Regions from separate parts of the Homo sapiens genome. Here region 2 is linked to region 1. A link is an interaction called in ENCODE POLR2A ChIA-PET data of the cell type or tissue named here. Cell type or tissue: PC-9. All regions are shown on one strand. Each heading gives the region's core, and the rest is flanking DNA. Links, peaks and the distances in the headings are about the cores only. Region 1 overlaps CTPS1 (CTP synthase 1). Region 2 has its middle 15 kb from the start of FOXO6.

Evidence for each region. ChIA-PET counts read pairs that join two places held together with the same protein. Peaks named below come from ENCODE experiments on the same cell type or tissue, not always from the same donor. Only the 100,000 strongest peaks of a DNase experiment are listed, where the experiment ranks them.
Region 2: POLR2A ChIA-PET joins it to region 1 with 6 read pairs; 2 of 35 experiments call an interaction of 5 or more read pairs at or near these places.

The regions. Positions count from the first base shown.
Region 1 is chr1:40,992,278-41,004,342 of GRCh38, forward strand. CTPS1 (CTP synthase 1) reads left to right here. Exons shown (of 19, transcript NM_001905.4): 8 at 3,640-3,791; 9 at 5,117-5,249; 10 at 8,752-8,840; 11 at 9,883-9,977; 12 at 10,837-10,899. Among named protein-coding and RNA genes, the nearest start is that of SLFNL1-AS1, 16 kb to the right of the region's middle. RefSeq lists an enhancer at 11,714-11,863. In PC-9, for the core only: no CTCF peak of the experiment used is centred there; no DNase peak of the experiment used is centred there.
Region 2 is chr1:41,340,467-41,352,531 of GRCh38, forward strand. No RefSeq gene overlaps it. Among named protein-coding and RNA genes, the nearest start is that of FOXO6, 15 kb to the right of the region's middle. RefSeq lists an enhancer at 3,994-4,053. In PC-9, for the core only: no CTCF peak of the experiment used is centred there; a DNase peak (open chromatin) is centred at 7,005; H3K27ac peaks cover 437 bases.

The DNA.
Region 1 (12,065 bases), core at 389-5,388:
TAACTGCGTCCTTCACTGGGCTCCTGTGTGGTGTCGCATGTATGCTGCTGATGGGCCCATCTTTCTGGTGTGTGTGTGTGTGTACATGTGTGGTGTGTATCTCCCTTCACAGACTCTAAGCTTCTGGAGGGCAAGGGCCACCTCATTCAACTTTCTGTTTCTGGTGCCTGGTGTCTAGGGTGTTGTAGGCTGTCACAGAGATCTTAGTGTTTTTGTTACTGTACCTATGATGCAGGAAATCCAAAATTTGGAACCTGTAATGTATCTAAGTGTGGTGCTTAGTATGGAAATTCTAGTGGTGATACATTGAGCATGTAGCTTTGGCCAGGTTTTAGATATTTCTGGCCTAGCAAGTGAAGGAAATTCAATTCTGTAGCAGAATAGGTTGTCATTAAAATTGTTCAATTTTTTTTTTTTTTTTTTTTTTAATTGAGACAGAGTCTCGCTGTGTCGCCCAGGCTGGAGTGCAGTGGCGCGATCTTTTTGGCTCACTGTGACCTCCACCTCCCAGGTTCAAGCGATTCTCCTACCTCAGCTTCCCGAGTAGCTTGGATTACAGGTGTGCACCACCACTCCTGGCTAATTTTTGTATTTTTAGTAGAGATGGGGTTTCATTATGTTGGCCAGGCTGGTCTCAAAGTCCTGACCTCAGGTGATCCACCTGCCTCAGCCTCCCAAAGTGCTGGGATTACAGGTGTGAGGGCGCCCGGCCTTAAAAATATTCACTATTAAAAATGTAACAAGTATTTCCACATTTAAGTTTAAGTTTCAGATTTTTTGCTTTTTTTTTGAGATGGAGTTTTCACTTTTTCATCCAGGCTGGAGTGAAGTGGAGCAATCTCAGCTCAGTGGAACCTCCACCTGCTGGGTTCAAGTGATTCTCCTGCCTCAGCCTCCCGAATAGCTGGGATTATAGGCACCTGCCACGATGCCGAGCTAATTTTTGTATTTTTAGTAGAAATGGTGTTTTGCCATGCGGGCCAAGTTGGTCTGGAACTCCTGACCTCAGGTGAGCCACCCGTCTTGGCCTCCCAAAGTGCTAGGATTACAGGTGTGAGCTACCACGCCTGGCCTTGCCTTTTTTTTTTAAGAGACAAGGTCTTGCTGTGTCACCCTGACTAGAGTGCAGTGGTGCTGTCACAGCTCACTGCAGCCTGGGCTTAAACAGCCCTCCTGCCTCAGCCTCCTGAGTAGCTAGTACCTTAGGCGGACGCTACCATGTTCAGCTGTTTTATTTTTTGTAGAGATGAGGTCTTGCTATGGTTGCCCAGGCTGGTCTTGAACTCTTTGGGCTCAGGCAGTCTTCTTGCTTCAGTCTTCCAAAATGTTGAGATTACAGGCGTGAGCCGGCAATGCCCAGCCTTACTTACTCTTTTAATTGGAATGTTTATCTTACTGAGTTGACTTGATATAGTCTGAATACAAGTCTTTCATCAGGTATGTGATTTTCACATATTTTCTCCCTATCTGTGCCTTGTCTTTTCATTTTCTTCTCTCTTTTTTTTTTTTTTTTTTTTTTGAGATGGAGTCTTGATCTGTTGCTCAGACTGTAGTGCAGTGGCATGATCTTGGCTCACTGCCATCTCTGTCTCCCGTGTTCAAGCGATTCTCCTGCCTCAGCCTCCTGAGTAGCTGGGGCTACAGGCATGCACCACCACACCTGGCTAATTTTTGTATTTTTAGTAGAGACGGGGTTTTGCCAAGTTGGCCAGGCTGGTTGCGAACTCCTGACCTCAGGTGATCTGCCTGCCTCGGCCTCCCAAAGTGCTGGGATTACAGGTGTGAGCCACCGCACCTGGCCTTCATTTTCTTAATAGTGTCTTTTAGAGCACAGACACTTTTAAATTTCGATGAAGTCCAATCTGTTTTTTTCTTTTATGGATTGTGCTTTCACTGTCGTGTCTAAGAACTCCTTGCTCTTAACCAAGGTCATGAAGATTTTCTTGTAAAAGTTAGTTTTAGGTCTTACATGATCCATTCTAGGTTAACTTTTGTGTGTAGTGTGAGGTAAGGGTTGAAATTTTTACATGTGGATATCTACTTGCCTCAGCCCCATTTGTTGAAAAGACTATCCTTGGATACTATTCTGTACTTTTTAAAAATAAAGGTACATTATAGATTTACTAATCTTCATAAAGTTGTTTAGACTTATTTATAGCTATTCATAATTTTTATTACTACCGTGTATTTTTAAAAATTATATTTTCTGATTAGATAATACCCCATGTGTAGGAGACCCTGCTGACCTCTGTCCATTCATCTACAGCCTAGCAACCTTACTAAAATTCTATTAGTACTGATTGTTTACCTGTAAATTCTTTTGGTTTTTATGGATAAGCAGTGATATTGTATGCATTATTCAGTGGCAACCGCTTCTTGTTTTCTGGTTCATTTTTTTTTCTTATCTAATGATAATGGCTAATATCTTCAGTACATCATTGAATAGAAGTACTGAAAGTGGCCATTCTGGCCTTGTTCTGGACTTTAAATAGTAAACATTAATATTAAACCATGTGATGTTTACTGTGGGTTTTTTATATTGCCAAATTTTCCCTAATCTTAATTTACCAATAATTTTTATTATGAATTTGGTTTTGAATTTTTATCAAGTCTACATCTACTGAGGGAATTGTTTTCCTCCTTAATCTGTTTTCTATTTATGTGGTGAATTCCACTGTTAAATTTCCTAACACAGTAGTTCTCAAACTTGACTGCACACTGGAATCACTTGGGGAGCTTTAAAAATACTGATGCCTGCCTCCTACCCCACAAGATCCTAATTCAAGTGGTCTGGGGTGCAGCATGGGCTTTTGACCTTTTATAAGCTCTGAATGATTCCAATATGCAGCTGAGTTTGAGAACCACTGTTCCTAGTTAAGCCATTCATAGGTTCGTGGACATGATTTTTTTAAAGCTACATTTGTGATTTGGATCATGAATTATTATTATTATTATTTTTAAGACAGGTTCTGGCTCTGTTGCCCAGGCTGGAGTACAGTGATGCGATCTTGGCTCACTGCAACCTCCAACTCCCAGGCTCAAGTGATCCTCCCACCTCAGCCTCCCGAGTAGCTGGGACCATGGGCACATGCCACCACACCCAGCTAATTTTTTGGGTGTTTTTTTTTTTTTTTGAGACAGAGTCTCACTCTGTCACCCAGACTGGAGTGCAGTGGCACAATCTCAGCTCACTACAGCTTCAAGCTCCCAGGCTCAAGTGATTCTCCCACCTCAGCTACCCCCCAGTTAGCTGAGACTACATGCACATGCCCACCATGCCTGGCTAAATTTTGTATTTTTTTGTAGAGACAGTGTTTTACCATATTGCCCAGTCTGGTCTTGAACTCCTGAGCTCGAGCAATCCTCCTGCCATGGCCTCCCAAAGTACTAGGATTATAAGCATAAGCCACCTTGCCCAGCCATGAATTTTTTTTAAAGGACTTTTGCATCCATGTTCATAATAGATTGGCCACTAATTTTCTATTCTATTCTTGAGTCTGTTTTAGTAGTTTATCTAGAAAATTGTCCTTTTTTCTGTTTTCAAATACATAATATTTTTACAAGGTCACGTAGCTAGTAGGAGGCTGTAAGCCTGGTGAGTTTTTGCTTTTATTTAATAACTTGCTTTTTTCTAAACAGGTGATCTGTGTCCACGATGTCTCATCCATCTACCGAGTCCCCTTGTTGTTAGAGGAGCAAGGGGTTGTAGATTATTTTCTTCGAAGACTTGACCTTCCTATTGAGAGGCAGCCAAGAAAAATGCTGATGAAATGGAAAGAGATGGCTGACAGGTTTGCCTGCAATGAGGAGCTGGGAGTGCTAGCCTCCTTTACTCTTTTGTAGGGCTGGTGAAGCCGACTCTAGCCCTAGCACTTTTGTACTTTTGCACTTCTGCCATCCACTCATTAGAAGAGCCTTTGTAGTAAGAGATGTTCAGAAAGGATCTTAGCTGTCACGTAGCTGTGGCACAGATGAGGAGATCCTGATAGGGCCAGGCCAGGTGCCGGGCCTCCAGACAATGAGTTCGGGTTATGTCTTAACACGCTTGTCTCTTACCAACTAGATCAGTGCAGATGGGCGTCCTGGTGGCAGCGGGTGAGTGTGCATATCCAAAGCCCACACGAATGGCTGACAGTGGCTGGAGCACTCCTGGGTACCACTCCAGAGTTCTGAGCTGTGTTTGGGAATGTGTCTCACCCCACACCAGAAAGGGATCACATTAGGACGGGGATGTGTTGCTGCCTACTCCACTACATCCTTTTAAGGCTCGGTGATGCTGTCACATTCCTTCAGAAATCTTCACTTCGTGTCTTAGAGCAATGGGCAGGCCTTATCTTAGTTGCAAGATCAATATGATGGCCTAGAAGCATTTGGAGAGGGCATACTCATTCCGTTGCTCTGTGAGAATCATTTTTCATTTCAACATTTTCCTTTCAGTCTTTGTCTGCTTACATATAGCTATCAGAATGGCAGTTTTATCATCCTTTTTCATAAAACATTATAAGCATTTTGCTCTGTTATTATATTTTACAATGAAAACTTTTAATGAGTGTGGACTTTTCTATTTTGTGAATGTCCCATAATTTGTTTGACACTTGCCTTCACCCCATTAATTCTTGTGAATTGTCTATGTCTGTTATTTTTTTTGGTCTTTGGTATGAAAAAAATTTTTTGTAGGCAAATTTGTGTGAGACGTTGAAACTCTTTGTAAGTTTCAAAACAAAAACAAAAAAAAAATTTTTCTTTACAAAGCCTGCCATGTTGATCTGAAAATTACTTCCTCTTTACTGGTCTGTACACAGAACTCAGATAATAGCTATTCCCGTTATATTCTTCCCAGGTGTGTTTTTGTTGTTTTTTGTGGGGGTTTTTTGAGGCAGGGTCTCACACTGTTGCCCAGGCTGTAGTGCAGTGGTGCAGTCAGCTCACTGTAACCTCCAACTCCTGGGCTCAAGATCCCCCCGCCTCAGCCTTTCAAAGTGCTGGGATTATAGGATTATGGGCGTGAGCTCATCCTGGCCAGACGTGGTTTTTTTTCCCTTGAAATAGCTATTTTGGTCTCATGATAGCGTGTACCTTCTGAGTAATTGGGTTTTTCTTGACGTTTATTTGATAGATATGATCGCTTGCTGGAGACCTGCTCTATTGCCCTTGTGGGCAAATACACGAAGTTCTCAGACTCCTATGCCTCTGTCATTAAGGCTCTGGAGCATTCTGCACTGGCCATCAACCACAAATTGGAAATCAAGGTAAGGAGGGTGGCACAGGTACAGCCAAAGGATGAGCAGGGAAGCAGTCTGTAGTCTCGTAGGTGCTGTGTCATATCTGCTTTCTGTTTGGAGCTCAGAATTACTTTTTAAGGAATTACTTTTTAAGGATTAAAAAGATTTGTGGTTGCTTCGTGGCTTTGAGAAGACAGTAGAGCATTTTCAGGAATTAATGAAGGGGAGAGATGGCTAGAGGAGAGGGTGAGAGAGACTTGAGTTCTTGGCTATGACTATCAGGTAACCAAATAAAATGCCCTGTGGAAATGGGGACCACTGATGGACCACAGGCATGCTGCACAGTTGATAGCTGGAGGCTCTTGGAGACTTTGTTGGCATGTGGGCTGCCTTTCCTAACCTGTGCTTATCACTTATTGCAGAGTGGGAATGACAGTATTGACCTCACGGAGCTGTGAGGTTTCTCTGGGATGCAGGGCAGGCACTCAGTAAATGGTAGTTACTGTGTTCTGGTCTGTGCCATGGCGGGCAGCAGCTGAGCTGGTGGAATGGTGGGGCATGGCCCTGCTTGTCTGTGGGTGGCAGTAGAGTGTCATGGTTAAGAGCATGGATGCCGTGGCTAGGCGCGTTGGCTCATGCCTGTAATCCCAGCACTTTGGGAGGCCGAGGTGGGCAGATCACGAGGTCAGGAGATTGAGACCGTTCTGGCTAACACGGTGAAACCCTGTCTCTACTTACAATACAAAACATTAGCCAGGCATGGTGGCATGTGCCTGTAGTCCTAGCTACTTGGGAGGCTGAGGCAGGAGAATTGCTTGAACCTGGGAGGTGGAGGTTGCAGTGAGCCGAGATTGCACCTCTGCACTCCAGCCTGGGCAACAGAGTGAGACTCTGTCTAAAAAAAAAAAAAAAAAAAAAAAAAACATGGATGCCTGAGCCCGGTGACCAGGGCTCAGATTCTAGCTCTGTCATCTACAAGCGGTGAGACCTAGACAACTTACTTAACCCTCTTTGTGCCTCAGTTTCCACATTGTTAAAAAGGGATGGTGATGGTGCCTTCCTCCTAGGGTTGTTGTAAGAAGTTCATGAATACAAAGTGCTGAGAATTATGCCTGGCATATGGTAAGCACTATGTCAGCTGTCGTTAAACCCTCCCTTCTGCCTGTCCCCTTTATTCCTTTTCTTCCTGGCCCATCAGCTGAAGCTTTTCAGGAAGAGATGAAGGTCAGAGGTAAAGTTGGGGCTCAGTGCTGAGGTTGTTAAACAGGCCCCATGTAGCTGTCCCCACATTGGGGTTTGCTTTCTACTTCCCAGGTGTTTCTCAGCGTGAGAGTTTAGTTTGCTTTGTGCTGCTGGACAGGTTCCTGCAGAATGGCCTGTTGTACGAGTTTTAAGAATTTAAATCCCATTACACAGCCCTGACTTCTTATTTGCTAGTTCTTTCCATCATTCATTTATTTTATCCACTTGGAGTTAGTCTGTGGCTGCCATGTGTTTGTCAGGTGGCAGAGGATGAGAGATGGATGAAAAGGCAACGGTCTCCGCCTTTAAGGAATATTGAGTCTCTTAGGAAGGAAGGAGCACATAGGAGAGGCTGAACCTGCTGTGGCAGACACATGAGGAAGGCAGACTTCCTCATGGAGGGACACCAGGTTGGGTTGGGTAGGATGGAGAAGGCTCGGAAGGGGCATTCCTGTTAGAATAGATAGAGCACGTCCAAGGGCTTGGAGATGTGGAGCAGTTGGAAACACTGTGGATGGAAATTGTGAATTGGAGGCTGTCTGGAGACAGGCTGGTGAGGGCCTGCCCACAATTCCATGAACTGGGCCAAATCTGGGTCTTACCCTGAGGTTCAGGAAACTAACTGCAGGGTTTAGGTAGGAGATTGTAGAAAAGTGGTGAACACCCTAATTTAAAAAGTGGGCACGAGATTTGAACAGACACTTCCAAAAAAAGATGTAGGTGATAAACACGAAAAGGTGCTCAACACCTCTAGTTAGGGAAATCAGTGCAGATGAAGTCACAATGAGATAGTGACACAAACCCCCTAGAGCGGCTGAGTGTTAGAGAGGCTGTGGAGCTCTTACCTTGCTGCCGGGAGTGTAAAATGGCACCACCACACTAGAAAACAGTCTGGTAGTTTCTTATCAAGGTAGAGACGTGTGATCCAATAAGTCCATTCCCAGATACTCACTTGAGAGACTTGAAAACGTCCACAAAAAAAGATTTTTATTCAAATGGACAAATTATTCGTAATAGCTGAAATCTCGAAACAACCCAAATATTTATAGCCTGTCAATGGATCAATTTGTAATGGTTTATTTATATAGTAGAAACCACTCAGCAATGAAAAGGAAGAAACCAGGCTGAACACTGACTGGCTCAAGCCCATAATCCCAACACTTAGGGAGGCTCTGCTGTGGGAGGATCGCCTAAGACCAGTAGTTCGAGAGCAGCCTGGTCAACATAGCGAGACCCCCGTCTCTGCAAAAAAAAGTTAAAAAAGAAAAGGAACAAACAACTGATAAACACAGCAACATGGATGAACTTCAAAAACACTAAGCAAAAGAAGCCAGACACAAAAGGTTATATACTATTTGGCTCCATTTATATGATGTTCTATAAGAGGCAAAACGAATCTGTGATGATAGAAATTGGATCTGAGGTTGTTTGGGGTAGGAGGTAGAGGGGCACATTCTGGGAAGATGGTAACTTATGTTTTGTTTTGTTTTGTTTTGTTTTGTTTTGTTTTGTTTTGTTTGAGATGGAGTCTCGCTCTGTCACCCAGGCTGGAGTGCAGTGGCATGATCCCAGTTCACTGCAACCTCTGCCTTCCAGGTTCAAGCAGTTCTCCTGCCTCAGCCTCTTGGGTAGCTGGGACTACAGGTGCATGCCACCACACCCAGCTATTTTTTTTTTTTTTTTGTATTTTTAGTAGAGATGGGGTTTCACCATGTTTGCCAGGCTAGTCTCGAACTCCTGACCTCAAGTGATCCACCCGCCTCGGCCTTCCAAAGTGCTGGGATTATAGGTGTGAGCCACCACGCCCGGCTCATTCTATATCTTGGTGTGTATGTTTGACAAAACTCTTCAAAGTATGCACTTAAAATGCTTGTATTTTATTGTATGTGAATTATGCTTCAATATGGTAGAAAGAAAAAGAAAAAACCCACAAAAGCTGGGCGGAAGATGGGCTGAGGAGGCTGTCATTGAACAGAAAGCCCTCTAGAGTCTGCTGCAGAGGCTTAGCTGAGACCCGATCCTGAACACAGTAGAGTGCAGAAAGAGAGAGATTTGGGAATTTAATGATTTTGAAGGAAACTGTTGTATTTTAAAACCTCATATTTAAAAAATGTTTAAGTTATTAAATATATTAAGTTGATCACTTTAAAGCCAGTATTAAGATGATCACTTTAAAGCCAGAATCAAGAAAGACAACTTTGATAAAATGATAATATTATTTAAAAATTAAGAACGCACAGCCTGGGGTCACGAGCCTGCTTTTCTCCCCTGTCTGAATAACATCCAGTACATAGATTCTGCGGACTTGGAGCCCATCACCTCGCAAGAAGAGCCCGTGCGCTACCACGAAGCTTGGCAGAAGCTCTGTAGTGCTCAGTGAGTAGAGTTCGCTGCCTTGGGTTTCCAGAGTTCTTTTGGTTTGTTTTAATGAAAAAGTCCTCTTGTTTTCATGTGCCAGTAGTAGGTAATTGACTTGTTAAAATATTTTTTAATTGTTGAAAAGACTACATGCCATCTGATTTAATCCTTAAAAAATGCAGCTTGTCAATATCATTGGATCTGAAAAGCTGCTCTGATTTTGATATTGTTTGCCATATGCATCTATTGATGAGGCTCATTTAAGGATTTTTCATCCAGAACATTTGATGAGTACCCATCAGTAGAGTCTCATCAGTTGTTTTGGCAGCTGTTATTTATAATAGTAAAACATTAGCAAGAATTTCTGGTTCACTAGAACAGTTGAATATTACGGAGGTGTACACCTTCTTCTGAGTGTCTTGGTCAGTACGGCACACAGAGCTGATGAAGAAAGGCCCCCTTAGGGGAGCATTTTAAGCCAAGAGGTAAGATAAATTGTTAATATTAATATATGTATTTAAAATTTTGGGCTGGGCACAGTGGCTCATGCCTGTAATCCTAAAACTTTGAGAGGCTGAGGTGGGAGGATTGCTTGAGCCCAAGAGTTCAAGACCAGCCCAGGCAACATAGGGAGACCCTGTTTCTACAACAAAAACAACAAAACCAGCTGGGTGTGGTCCCAGCTCCTTGGGAGATCAAGGCTGCAGTGAGCTGTGATCACACCACTGCACTCCAGCCTGGGTAACAGTGTGAGACCCTGTCTCAAGAAAAAAAAATTGTGAACAACTCAGTACCAAAGATAGTGCAGTGGCAGTATTACAATTATGTATACTATCTTTTTCACTTGCAATAAGCATGTTCTTAAGTTACTAAGAAAAGTCCATAGTTTCATATGCAGTTTCTAAGTTGATAGTGTTTACATACAATTCATTGTCACAGTAGCACAATGTATGGGGTTAATTCATGGCTTCAGTGTCTTGGTAATGGCCCGTTAGGCGATTATTGCAAGTTGGACTGGTAGAAAAGGGGAATTGCCTTTGTGGTTTGTTCTTTTGTGCAGTGGAGTGCTGGTTCCAGGAGGATTTGGTGTTCGAGGAACAGAAGGAAAAATCCAAGCAATTGCCTGGGCTCGGAATCAGAAAAAGCCTTTTTTGGGTAAGGAGCTCTGCAGTGCAGTCTTCACTTAAGAGTAGGAAAGAGTGGGGAACGGTGCCACGTGGGAGCCTATGAACAAAGTGGGGGGATTACTGAAACATGCTGTCTTTGTGGATAGGAGCTCAAGTAGAAGCCTTCATGTTTTCTCTTTAGAGACAAATTCAGTCTTGGAAAGCTTATTTATGCTTATGAGCTACATGTAGATGTCGTGGAATTTTGAGAGAATGAATTGTGAATTCCTGTCCATTTAATGAACCCAGCTGTTTGTAGCACACGTGAGGTTGAGTTTTATATCTGCTCACTTGGCACAACAGCTGACTGTAATTGGACAAAATGATTTTGCATGCCTCCTGGTGCTGTACATTTTAGTAATTTTCAACTTGAACAATTATAAATAAAAACTTAATGAGAGAGGGTAAGAAAACTTGAATTTTAAAGTACTGAGGCTAGGCACGGTGGTTCACACCTGTAAACCCAACACTTGTGGAGGCTGAGGCAGGAGGGTTGCTGGATCCCAGAAATTTGAGGCTGTAGTGAGCCAAGATCTCTCCACTGCACTCCAGAGTGGGCAACAGCAAGACCCTGTCTGGGGGGAAAAAAGTACTGAATAGAATATCACTTACTTCTAAAATCGGATAACTTTGCAAATCTAGAATTTTCATCTACTTTACATGCAGTTTTTGAAATCTAATACAAGTAAAGTGTAACAGCAGAGAGTACTTGTTCATAGCAGGAAGTTATGAGTTTGCAATTATAATTCTCCAAATAAAGGACACAAAGGCCATTGCAGAGGCTGCTGGGAAAAGTAGGAGCTGCCTTTTCAATGGAGTTTTGTTTGTTTTTTCCCCCCGACTGGAAGGCGTGTGCTTAGGGATGCAGTTGGCAGTGGTTGAATTCTCAAGAAACGTGCTGGGATGGCAAGGTAAGCGTGCATTAAGACACTCATTCAATTCCCGCTTGTGTATTTCTGGAGGATATGAGGCCTGTTGCCGCCTGGGTGATCAGGAGCTTTGGAGAAGGGCAGGCCTGGGTTCCTAGCACCTCATGGTGTGCCGTAAGGGAGCTGCCTTGCCTCTTGAGGAACAGCACGGCTCCTCCATGCAGGAAGGAGGGAGCACAGCCAGACTCCCTCCTTTGCCTTCTGCCTCTGTGTTCCTGTTCTTGAGATTCTGTCACTTTGATCACCGTGGCCACCATCCTGAAGCTGGTGCCTGGTGTGAAGTCCTTGTCCTAAGTGAGGCTTGGGCAGTTATTATGAGAACCTGGGCTCTGGAGCTATTGAAACTGGGCTCAGATTCCAACCTTACCGCTTATGGGTGATTTTAAGCAATTTACTTAGCCTTTATGGGCCTCCGTTTTTTCTGTAAAATGGGAGTAATAAAGGTACGTACTTCACATGATTAAGGGAGATAATGTATGTAAATAGTCTCTAGTAGTGCCTGGAAAATAGGGAAATGCTCAGATAATATCAGCTCTTCGCCTAGCTGTGTATTACTATGTGACAGACCTCCCTAAAGCTCAGTGGCTCCCAACAGCAGTGACTTCTCATCTCAGTATTCTGTGGTTTGGCTCAGTGCCTGGGTTTCAGCTGCACGTGGTGTACTATCTGAGATGGCACACTCCTGCCTTGTGTTCAGCTGTGAGCTCGGCCCAGCCGGGACGTCAAGATGCTGTCTCCACCTAGTGGCTCATCATTCATTAATCCAGCCCAAGCTTCCTCACACAGGGTGGGCAGCTGGACTCCAAAATGACAGGCCTGTTATGCAGGCACTTATCAGGCCTGCTGATGTCCCGTTGGCCAAAACAAGTCACGTGGCCAAGCCCCGAGCCGGCAGGGGAGGAGAACACACATGGGTGTGAAGACTGAGCATGCTGCACTGGGGCCACCCTGGAATGGTCCACCACAGCCCATTTATTCTCTGTAGCCCACCCGACAAATACTAGATTTTCAGAAAGACCTTGTAAATTCTGTGGAAAATAAAGTAACCTGAAGGAATGTAAAAGCAGTTTGACTTTATAAAGAACAAGTGACTCTGGTGGCCAGCATATGGTTTAGGGCTGGGTTTCATTCACCCTTTCCCTGAGAGG
Region 2 (12,065 bases), core at 3,901-8,900, 350 kb after region 1:
GCCTCTCAGCCTCTCTGTTCTGTCTCCTCCACTCAGGGAGCTATAATAGCTTGGATGCTACTCCTTGTGCTGCAGCCTGGAAACTCTCCCCAGGTAGAAGCTGGCAAGTGTAGGGCTTACCTCATTAGTTTCTTGTCTCGGAGGAATTGCTGTTTTGTATTTGCCTTATGTTCAGTGTCTGAAAACTGTTGTTTCATATATTTTATCTAGGTTTTCAGTTGCTTTAGGAGAGAGGGTGAATCGACTCCCTGTTATTTCTTCTGTCCAGAAGCCCTGTAACTACATTTCCACACTTAATTATCACACATATCTTGTATATTAGGTATGATTATCCCCATTTTATAGATGAGGAAAGTTGAGTCTTAGGGATTAAGTTGTAGTATACTAGAGTTGAGAGGTAGAATAATGTAACAGATAAAAAGATGGACTGTGTGGCCAATCTGGGTTTCAGTCTCAGATTTCCCACTTCTTAGTTATGTGACCTTGTGCAAATTAACCTCTCTGTGCCTCAGTTTCCCCACCTGTAAGAATTCAGATGCTAATAATAGAAATGACCTATAGAATTGCTGGGGGAATTAAATGAGTAAATATATAACTGGCTCATAATTACTATATATTAGCTATTATTAACAGAGTGAGTAGTTAACCATCTTCAGCTGGGTGACAGGAACACCCATTTTGAACTCCAGCTCCATCACTATCTTACTCTGGAAACTTGGCCATGTGTATCAGTCAGGTTTCAATTAGAGAAACAGAACCACTAGGGGATTCTAACCTGAAACATACAGGAAAGGGAATTCTGGGAAACGTAGTTCAGCTGAGCCTAGTTGACAATTACAAAGACATCACACCATGCTACCTAGCTGCTCTGAGGGCTTATTTCCTTGTTGGTGAGATGGGACAGTAACACCTCTCTTTGGATTAAATGGGATAGAACACATGAAGCATTTGGGTCTGGCACAGGGAAGTGTTCAATAAATGGTTCTTAGCATAGCTGCTCAGGATCCCACAGATAATAACTGCCAGAGGAGTGATCTGAACTCACAGTTGTTGTCCCTAATGCCTAATGCTCCTCCCACTTCACCCTGCCACCTCCTGTGCTGGGCCTGAGAGTGTGGAAATGAGTAAGACAAGTCCCTGCTCTCAGGATCCCATATTTCAGTAGGGGGTAAGCCAGGGACACAAATAAATACAATATAGGTCAGGAAAAGGAAGGCAGACACCATTAATGGGGGATTTCTATAAGACTAGCTCTGAGCTGGATTCCCTATACAGGGGAAGGGAAGGATGCAAGGGTTGGGGGGTGAATGGTTTGCTGCATAGGTCCTCTGTGCCAGGCTCTGTAGTAGGAAGTTTACGTGATGATCACATTTAGTCTTCACAATTAAAGAATGAGCTAGATATTATCCCCGCAATACAGATAAGAGAACTGAGACCCTGAGAGATTAAGTCATTTGCCCTAGGTCACAGAGTGACCAAATGACAGAACCCCTGCATCCCAGGAGATGGCTAGAGTGCAGTGGAAGCTGCAGCTCAGGGTCTGTCCCCCGGGTCACTGCCAAAGAAGGGTACTCCCCCTGAGCTCAGAAGCCAGGGCTGGCTATTTAGCCCCCTCCCGGGCCTGCCCCTTGCACCTGTGTGTGCCCGTGGGCGGTGGGCCCGTGGTGGCTGCAGTGCCGTGGTGGTGGCAGCAGTGGCGGGCGGCAGCAGGGAGACAGTCACACCTCGCTGTTTTGTAAACTGTTTCTCACAGCTTGTTTGTTCCGGGTTAGGGCTGGAGCGGCACCGTATGGAAGTGTGACTCATTGTTTAATGTGGCAGCTCATTAGCAGAGCTTGTTGCTGCCTCTGATTTCTCTGCTCTTGCTAATTGGAGAGCCCAGTGGGGCCCTGGCTTCCCGTGAAGAACCAACCCAGCTTCCCCAGGGCTCTAGCTGGCCCTTGCCCCTCCAGGCTCCCTGAGGAGGCCACCCCATGCCTGTGGGCCCTGGGATCAGCCAGACTGGGTTCAAATCCCAGCTCATCCTGGCTGTGTAACCTGGGATAAAGCATTCCTCCTCTCTGAGCCTCAGTTTCCTTATCCACCTAATAATTGGGAAATAGCACCCACTTCCTCGGGGTAGGCTAGAGACACAGTAATAATGTGTGTAAAGTCCCCTGGTATGTATAGATGCTCAATAAGCAGTTTTGTAGTGTTATTATTATTAGGCTGAAACCTCAGAGAGCCCCTCTGTTTTGGCCTACCTGGGGCAGCCACCCAGCCCAGAGGTGCTCCAGAGGCTCAAGGTGTGAGGACCTCTTCCACTGCAGATAATCTAACACATTTCTTTCTTCCGTGCTTCACCCCTCCCAAGGCAAATCTGCCAAGGGGCCCCAAATGCCATTCCCTCTCTGTGACCCCAGAAAAGGAAGCACAGCCTGGCTTTGGAGGGCCCTGGGCCTTCCTTAAAGTGGAAGTCTGCTCCCTGGAGCTCTCCCTCAAATTTCAGCTCTCCTCTTTGAAGCCACACAGAACACATCTGTCCCCAGTGTCCCGTGACTGTCCTTTGCTATTTGAAGACAGTGATCACATCCCCTCTCCAAGTCTTCTCTCCAGGTGGAACATGTCCAGTTTCTTCAACTGTCCCTTAAATGACATAGCTCATATGCCTGCTGGACCATACCATCAGTGGTGACCTTAGAGTTGTGCAATGCCGTGACCTCATTCTGAGTCCCTTCCCCAACCTCCTCATGCTCTGAGTCTACTCCTCTTTGCTTAGGTGCCTCCTGAGATGTGCAGTCTAGAATTCAGCTCAGTCCTCTGAACACGATAGGGCAGCCCCATCTCCTACTACGTCAAGACCTGTGCTATCCAGTGATAATATAATGTGAGCCATGGGTATAATTTTAAATTTTCTAGTGGCTGCCTTAATAAAAGGAGCTGGGCATGGTGGCATGCGCCTATAATCCCAGTGCTTTGGGAGGCTGGGGTGGGAGGATTGCTGGAGCCCAGTAGTTCAAGGCTGCAGTGAGCTATGATTGTGCCACTGCACTCCAGCCTGGGCAACAGGGTGAAATACCATCTCAATAAATAAATAATAAATAAGCACCCATCTTTTTTAAAAAGTAAAAAGAAATAGGTAACATTAACTTAAAAAATATTTTCACTTAACCAAATGTAGTCAAAATGTTATTTCAGCATGTAATCAGTATCAAAAAATCATTCATGAGATACTTGAAACCTTTTTTCATACAAAATGTTCAAATCCGGTGTGTTTTTATACTTAACAGAACATCTCATTTGGACTAGCCACGTTTCAGGTGCTCGGGAACTCCACGGAATTAGTGGCTCCAGTGCTGAGCAGTGCCGTCCAGACTCTACCTTTGTTAACATGATCTGAACTGCTGTGGTGTTGTAGCTGACACATCACTCTGGTTCAGGAGGAAGGAGTCATCAAGTGCCTAAGGGCTGGGGCCTCTGGGTGGTAGGCAATCGCGACCCCAGTCTTGGTTTCATCATTAGTTCACTATGTATGTGATGTCGCTCTTCCTTTCCAGGCCTCAGCATCCTCATCTGACAATCACGAGGTGGGAAGAAGAAAGCAGCGCCTGCTCGGTGCCAGGAACCCCCCGGGGCGCTCCCCATGTGCTGTGTTACATGTTTCTTGGAAAGCCCACTGTTTTAGGTTTTCTTATCTCTGTTTCATTCCCACTTGACCCTGAGACTTCCTCCAGGGCCTTGTGGACTCATAGCTGGTGTGTTGGTTGCTTCTGCCCTCCTGGCCACCATGGATACCAGTGGGCTCAGTTTTAGGCATGCAGCCCTCAAACCTCTTCCCTTCCTTGTCATGACTCTTTCCCTAAGTCGTAGACTAAGGACAGTGATGGCAGTGTTTTGATACGTGTCTGCAGGTGGCGGGCTCCTGCTGGATGAAAACGCCTCTGCCTGCCCAGGTGTCTGGTCTGTCACTTGCAGAGCCGTCCCTTCATGGTGGTGGTTGTGAGGCCAGGTCCCAGCCCCTCCCTGTGCCTGGTACTGTTCTGCTAGAATGTATTAGAGTGAAACCCAGACATCACATTGCCCACAGCTTCCTCCCTCATTGGCTTCCTCCCCAACTCCTCACATCCAGCTTACTTCTCCTTCCTGACCACAGGCACTCGTTCCCGTCCAAGAGCCACCTGTGTGACTTTGAGAACATCACTTCACTTGACAGAATCTCCGTGTCCATGTGTGAGATAGAGGAGAATTCCACCTTCCTCCTGAGGTTGGTGAGAATGACAACTGAGACTGTGTGATATGTGATATGTGACCGTGCCTCGCTCAGTACTTGGGGTAAATGTTAACTGTGACTGAATCTTTACCAGTCATTTTAAGAACAACTTAGCCTTACTCTCCTAACCTGAACCCTCTCTGGGGCTCCTCTGTGAGCTCTGCATGGCTTTCCTCTCATTCCCCAGCCATCTGGGTCTTTCTAGACTAGCCGGGAAAGCACCCCATCACTTCTGAACAGGGAGCTAATTGGCAGATGCCCACTTCCTTCCAGGAAAAGCCACTAAATCATGGTGCTGAAGGGGAGCTTGGTGGTCATGCTGGGGATACCCCATCACCAAGACAAACCGTCTTCGAAAATAAGACAGATGTGACTTCTACTGTGAATCTGTCTTTTCTTTTTCTTTTTCTTTCTTTTTTTTTTTTTTGAGACAGTCTGACTCTGTCACCCAGACTGGAGTGCAGTGGTGCGATCTTGGCTCACTGCAAGCTCCACCTCCCGGGTTCACACAGTTCTCCTGCCTCAGCCTCCTGAGGAGCTGGGACTACAGGCGCCTGGCACCATGCCCGGCTAATTTTTGGTATTTTTAGTAGAGACGGGGTTTCACCGTGTTAGCCAGGATGGTCTCAATCTCCTGACCTCGTGATCCGCCGGCCTCGGCCTCCCAAAGTGCTGGGATTACAGGCGTGAGCCACTGCGCCCGGCCTACTGTGAATCCTTCTAAAGTCCATTATACCCTTCCCTGTGTTTCCAAAAGAAGGGTAACTGACCTGAATGTAACTTTTTCTTGGTGATTCAGGACCATCATTAGGGATCAATATTTTTATATTAAAATAGTGGAGAACACTAACCTTTGAGTGCCCATTGTATACTGGGTATCTTATGATGTCATCCAATTCTTATGCAACCCTGATATAAAGTTTGGATATTATCTCCTTTTTGCAGATTAGGAAACTGTCTCAGAGCTATTTAGAGGCCTGCCAGGGTTTCACGGTCTCATACAGAGAGGTTCAGCCCCTCTCTTCCTCTACATTGCCTTTCGAGAGCCTTGAGGTTCCATTTTGAGGGCCCCTGGCTGACTCACAGTTCTTACGTGAGCTTTACAGGTTGGCCTTGCTTGGCTGGGCGCTGGTAGTATATACTCAGGGCAGTCACTGCCTCACTTTTTGGCCTGCACTGGCCTGAGAAAGCATGTACTGTAGCATATGCTTTTAGGCCTTTGATTTCTTGACCTTTCCATGACATATGTGCTATTTACTAGTTCCTTCTTTAACCACTCTCTTCTGGTTCTCATGAGTTCACTCTTTCTGAGCTTACTGGCTGCTCCTTCCCAGAAGCTTCCAGTCTGCCCTGGTTTTGCTCCCCCTAACATCTTGGTGTTCTTCAGCAGCCCCCTTTGGCTCTCTGTTCTTTTCATATTCTGCTCCAGCATCACCCTTGGGGTCTTCACTCCCCACCAGCCATGGTTTCACCACCTCTGTGCCAAGGACTTCCAAGTTTACACCTCCTGTCCAGACCTTTGCTCAGAGTTCCAGACTGTGGCCTCATGACCACTACCATATCAACTGCCTGCCAAATGGACTTCTTCCCTGGCTGACCCACTGGCACACAAACTCAGCTCCCCCAAACTGAATCCATCATCTTCCTCTGAAGCATCCACCCCTTCTTGTGATCTCTGTCTCAGTAACCACCCCTTCCCTCTGCCCCATGCCTTATAATAATACCGGCTAATATTTCTCAAGGGCTTACAAAATGCAGCCTCTGTGCTAAGTGATTCCATGGCTCTCACTTGATCCTTAATCAATCCGGAGAGGTTGGCATTATTTGATTGTCATCCTCATTTCACAGATGAAAAGAGGGAAACAGAAGTTCCTGGCACATGGTAGGCACTTGACAAGTGCTGGTTCTTTCTATGGCTTTTTGTTTCCCAACTATCTAAATTCATAAATTAAATCCACTATTCTCTTTTTTTTTTTCTGGGTCTGTTTTTTTTTTTTAATTTTTATTTTTGGTTCTGGGGTACATGTGCAGGATGTGCAGGTTTGTTACACAGGTAAACGTGTACCATGGTGGTCTGCTGCACCTATCTATGTATTAAGCCCGCATTAGCTATTCTTCCTGATGCTCTCCCTCCTCCAATCCACCCACCGACAGGCCCCAGTGTGTGTTGTTTCCCTCCCTGTGTCCATGTGTTCTCATTGTTCAGCTCCCACTTACAAGTGAGAACATGCGGTGTTTGGTTTTCTGTTCCTGTGTTAGTTTGCTGAGGATAATGACTTCCAGCTCCATCCACGTCCCTGCCAAGGACATGATCTCATTTCTTTTTATGGCTGCATAGTATTCCATGGTGTATATGTACCACATTTTCTTTATCCAGTCTATCACTGATGGGCATTTGGGTTGATTCTAATGTCTTTGCTGCTGTAAATAGTGCTGCAATGAACATATGCGTGCATGCATCTTTGTAATAGAACGATTTCTATTCCTTCGGGTATACACCCCGTAATGGGATTGATGGGTCAAATGGTATTTCTGGTCCTAGATCTTTGAGGAATCACCACACCGTCTTCCACAATGGTTGAACTAATTTATGTTCCCACCAACCGTACACAGCAGCTGTTCCTACCTGGGACATCTCTGGGTGTCCAGCTTGCTCAGTGACTCTAGCTTGGTAAATGAATCACCCAGGCTGGCTTCTTGTTCTGAGATATCTCATCCAAAGATCTTTCCCAGCTGAACTGAGACTCTGCCTCAGGAGGCAGCTGCTGTTGGTGAAGACAGGCAATGTGCAGAGAGTTACACAGGAACCCAATATGAGGCATGCAGCCACTAAACCTGCCCTTCCTCTCTGCCACTCCTCCCTCAAGTAACACCCTCAGGCAGGTGATAGCAGTTTTCAGGGTGTTTTTTCAGGTGGTGATCTGCTAGATGAAAACTGTTCTACCTACCCAGGTGTCTGGTCTGTCACTTCAGAGCTGTCCCACCCCGATAGTGGTCGTGAAGCCAGTTCTCAGCTCTTCCCCTGTTACTATTACCACTATTGTCACTGTCATCCTCACGACAATCCTGTGAAGTAGGTTTTTTTTTTTTTTTTTTTTTTTGAGACAGAGTCTTGCTCTGTCCCCCCAGACTGGAGTGCAGTGGCATGATCTCGGCTCACTGCAATCTCTGCCTCCCGGGTTCAAGAGATTCTCATGCCTCAGCCTGCCAAGTAGCTGGGACTACAGGCACTTGCCACCATGCCTGGCTGATTTTTTTTGTAGTTTTAGTAGAGACAGGGTTTCACCATGTTGGCCAGGCTGGTCTTGAACTCCTGACCTCAAGTGATCCACCCGCCTCAGCCTCCCAAATTTCTGGGATTACAGGCGTGAGCCACTGTGCCTGGCTGAAGTAGATATTATCAATGCTACCTTATAGCTAAGAAAATTAGGGCTCAGAGAGGCAAAGTGACTTTGCCAAGGACACAGAGCTAGAGCCAGGATCTAAACCAGGCCTGTCAGGCTCAGAGTATGTATGCTTTCCACATTAAGTTTCAGGGAGTTCATTTGGTCAAGGAGAGTAAAACTAAGTTATTCTTAAACTGACTGTAAAATGTAGGCATCCAAAAAAAAATAAGTCTTGTGAAGAAAAAGTCACAATGAACATTTACCCTAAGACGAGCGTTGTGCAGACACTGGGCAAGACACGTTCACGCATAGGGCCTCACTTGTCACTCCCACCAGCCCTGTGAAGAAGGAGGAATTCTCCACCATTATCCCAGGCCTGGAAATGGAGATTCTGTCAAGTGCAGAGATTTGTTCAAAATCCCACAGGTGACAGGGGATGCCCTGGGATTGGAAGGTGAGTCTTTGAGACTCCAAGCCCAGTGCTCACTCCTCCCACAAGACTGTGGTCAGAAATGAGGAGCTATGGCAAATAAAGTGGAAGGGGGGAGGTTTGGATGACGTGGTATCTGGAGTTTTACTTTATTATTTTTTAATTTTTTATTGAAACAGGGTCTCACTCTGTTGCCCAGGCTGAAGTGCAGTGGCACAATTATGGCTCACTGCAACCTCGACCTTCTAGGCTCAGGAGATCCTCCCACTTCAGCTTCCTGAGTAGTTGGGACCACAGGTGTGTGCCACCATGCTCAGCTAATTTTTGTAGAGACAGGGTTTTGCCATGTTGCTCAGGCTGGTCTCAAACTCCTGAGCTCAAGCGATCTGCCTGTCTCAGCCTCCTGAAGCACTGGGATTACAGGTATGAGCCACTATGCCCAGCCTAGAGTTCCACTTTAATATATCTGGTAGAGCAGGAACAGGCACAAAAATCAACTTTTTTAGTTAGGGAAACTGAGGCTTAGAGAAGGACAGCTGGAAAGTAGAGATGCTGGTATTTTGCTTGAATCTGTCTGACTTTTAGGCTTTTGCTCTCTTCACCACTCCACACTGTGGTTGCCAAAGCCAGACACCTCCTCCTTCTGACAATCTCTTCTCCAAGCCACAGCCTGAGGTCCACTGGGAACTCTGGGTCTTTTTCTCTCAGGTGGAAAAGATTTGAGCCTCTTTGCCTTACAACCCCTAATAGTGTCAGGCACTGTACTAGGTAATTTACAAGCATTTATTCATTTAATTCCCATAACAAGCCTGTGAGGTAGAAACTACTATTATCCCCATTTTTATGATGAAGGATCTCATGCCTGGAGAGGCCATATGATTAGAAGTGAGGGAATGGAATTTGCATTGGAGACTGACTCCAGACCAAGTTCTTCACTGCCGGGGTTGAGTGTAGATTTCACTCTCTGAGGTATATAATGCATGAGACCTAAAGACCAGAGTCCAAAGTCCCAGCTACCCTGTCCCTATCCATGAATTCCCACCCCCTCCTAAAGACACCCCTCATGCCCATCTTAACACCATGGATTAAGTCCTACTTCAGTTAGAGACTTCCTTTGGCCACCTTCGTACCTAATCCAGCTCTCACAATTACCCTCAAGAGAGGCATTATTGCTTCCATTTTCCTGAGGAGGCAGTTGAGGCCCTAGGGTCTCACAGCGTGGGTGTCAAGCTCCGAAACCACCTGTCTCTCTCTCTAAGACTCTTGCTCTCCCTGCTGGGGAGCCATGCGGGAGCCTGGGAAATCAGCTACTCCAAATCACGATTCCTGAATTCTGCCCCTGCCCATGTGCCTGACCCCCTCCCCACACGGAGGAGGGGCATTGGCTCAGTGATGTCCAAGGCTCCCTCTTTATCTCACAGCATTGGGTGCTGTCTTCATGACTCCATCAGGGCCCAGCTCTGGCAGAGGACCAACCTCCTGAGTACATACGGCTGACCTTCAGGCAGCTCTGGCCACCCCTGTGGCTCCACAGGGGTCCCAAGTCACATCCCTTCTCAGGGGAGGCCAATTCCCCTACCTCTGATTTCTGTGGGACCCTGGGACCTTCTCCAAGGCCCTTTCCATCAGACTCCATGTCTTCCTATCCCTTGCACTCATCAGGCCTGTCCTGGGGCGGTGGAAGTCACAAGGCCAGGCTGCTGGACCACACACTTGGCACCAAGTCACTGGACTTTTCACCGAGGCTCTGGTTGGGGCACTCATTCATTAATTATTCACTCAAGTACATGCCTTCTCTAGCAACTCTTCTTTTTCCCTTCAGTATTTTTAAATTTATTATAAAAATATTCAACAATATAAAACTATATAAAGTAAAAGGGGAGGCTTTCCTCAATCCACAATATCACTCTTGATTGGAACTAACTACTCTTAACAGATTTGGGGAATCCTTCCAGAAATGTCTATATGTGTGCATATATATGTGCAAATATAATGCACATGTGTAGTATTTACAGTCATGTAATCATATGACACATGTTACCTAGCATGCAATAGGCACTGTGACTTTTCCATCACTTCCTTTCTTCCTGAGTGTTGTCTCAGAACCACCTTTCTGTGTTAGTCCATAGAAGTCTACTTTATTACTTTTGAGGGCTGCGTAGTTTTTCTCTGTGTAATTGTGCCAACAGCACAATCTCCTTCAGATGACCTTCAGTGTTTTCCTATTACAACTATGGCTGTCACTTCCTGAGTTCCTATCATGTGCCTGTCACTACGGGAGGCCCTTTATGTACTCTTTTTTTTTTTTTTGAGACAGGGTCTCGCTCTGTTGCCCAGCATGGAGTGTGCAGTGGCTCACTGCAATCGTGACCTGCTAGGCTCAAGTGATCCTCCCACTTCAGCCTTCCAAGTAGCTGGGACCACACGTGCGCACCACCAAGCCTGGCTAATTTTTGTATTTTTTGTAGAGACAGGGTTTTGCCATGTTGCCCATGCTGGTCTCGAACTCCTGAGCTCAAGGGATCCACCTGCCCCAGCTTCCCAAAGTGCTGGGATTACAGGTGTGAGCCACTGTGCCTGGCCTACATACATTTTTTTAATGATATGGCATTCTTATTCTTGGATACTTCATGCCCAGCATATAATAGGTGCTCAGGAAATTACTGGAAGACCTAGCTCAAATGTTTCACCTCTGTGAAGCCTCTTATATTCCCTTTCCCTGTTCCCTCCCATCTCCCATTCAGGTCCTGCACTGGGCCTGACAGAGGAATGAGCAAGGCAAAGACCCTGGCTAGAGAAACTCACAGACTATAAACAGGCCTGGAAACAGAAAATTACAGCAGAGAATGGGAACAAGAAGCATACACCAGGAACATAGGAAGACTGACTGATACATTTGTGATGGTTTCTCGTATGTGTTAGCTTGACTGGGCCAAGGGGTGCCCAGATGAGATGTTATTTCTGGGCGTGTCTGTGAGGGTGTTTCCAGATGAGATTAGCCTCTGAGTTAGTGGACTCGGTAAAGTAGATTGAGCTCCCGAATGTAGGTGGGCATCATCCAAACTGTTGCAGGCCTGATTAGAACAAAGAGGAGGGAAGGAGAGGATTTGTCTCCTTCCTGCCTGCCTGCTGCTTGAGCTGGGACATCGGTCTTCTCCTGCCCTTGGACTGGCATTTATACCAGCAGTTCCCCTGGTTCTCAGGCACTTGGGGTTGGGCTGGAAACAATATCACTGGCTCTCCTGGACCTCCAGCTTGCAAGGGCAGACTGTGGAACTTTTTAGCCTCCATAACTTCTCAGTCTCCATAATTGTGTGAGCCAGTTTCCTCATTATCTATCTATCTATCTATCTATCTATCTATCTATCTATCTATCTATCATCTATCTATCTATCTATTCATCAATCAATCTGTTTAATCTATCTCCAGTTGGCTCTGTTTCTCTGGAGAAACCTAAGGCATCATCCAAAGTGATCCAAGGAGGCTTCTTAGAAGAGGTGACAGACAAGCTGACTTTCAAAGGCGTTGGTCAGGGATGTGAGAAAGCTGCCTGAGTTCTGTCTCACCCTGTATGTGGATTGACTTCCTGTATCTGTACTACTTTTCCTCCCTCATCATTTATGCCTCTACTTCCATAAAAAGGGATTTGGGTAGATTCTGATTTTTATAAAATGACACATACAATAAAAATACAACCATTAAGTAAGGAAAAGAAGTAAGAACTTTGTAATACAACGGGAAAAGAGAATGAACTACAAACCTACACTTAGAATAGTTCCTGTGTTTGATACAAGATTTAACTCTGTGCTTCCCAGCAGGCAAGAAGGTAGCATATCTGCACACATTGCAATGTGGGGACGGAGGGCCCATCCAGTGACATCAGGAGAGCGCTTGCTCACCCACCCCCTCTCTATTGATTTGTTCACTGTGTTAATGGCTCCCTTTTGTGTTTGGCTGGTCAGTGTTTTGAATTGGTCTTTAATTATATCTCATGCAAATG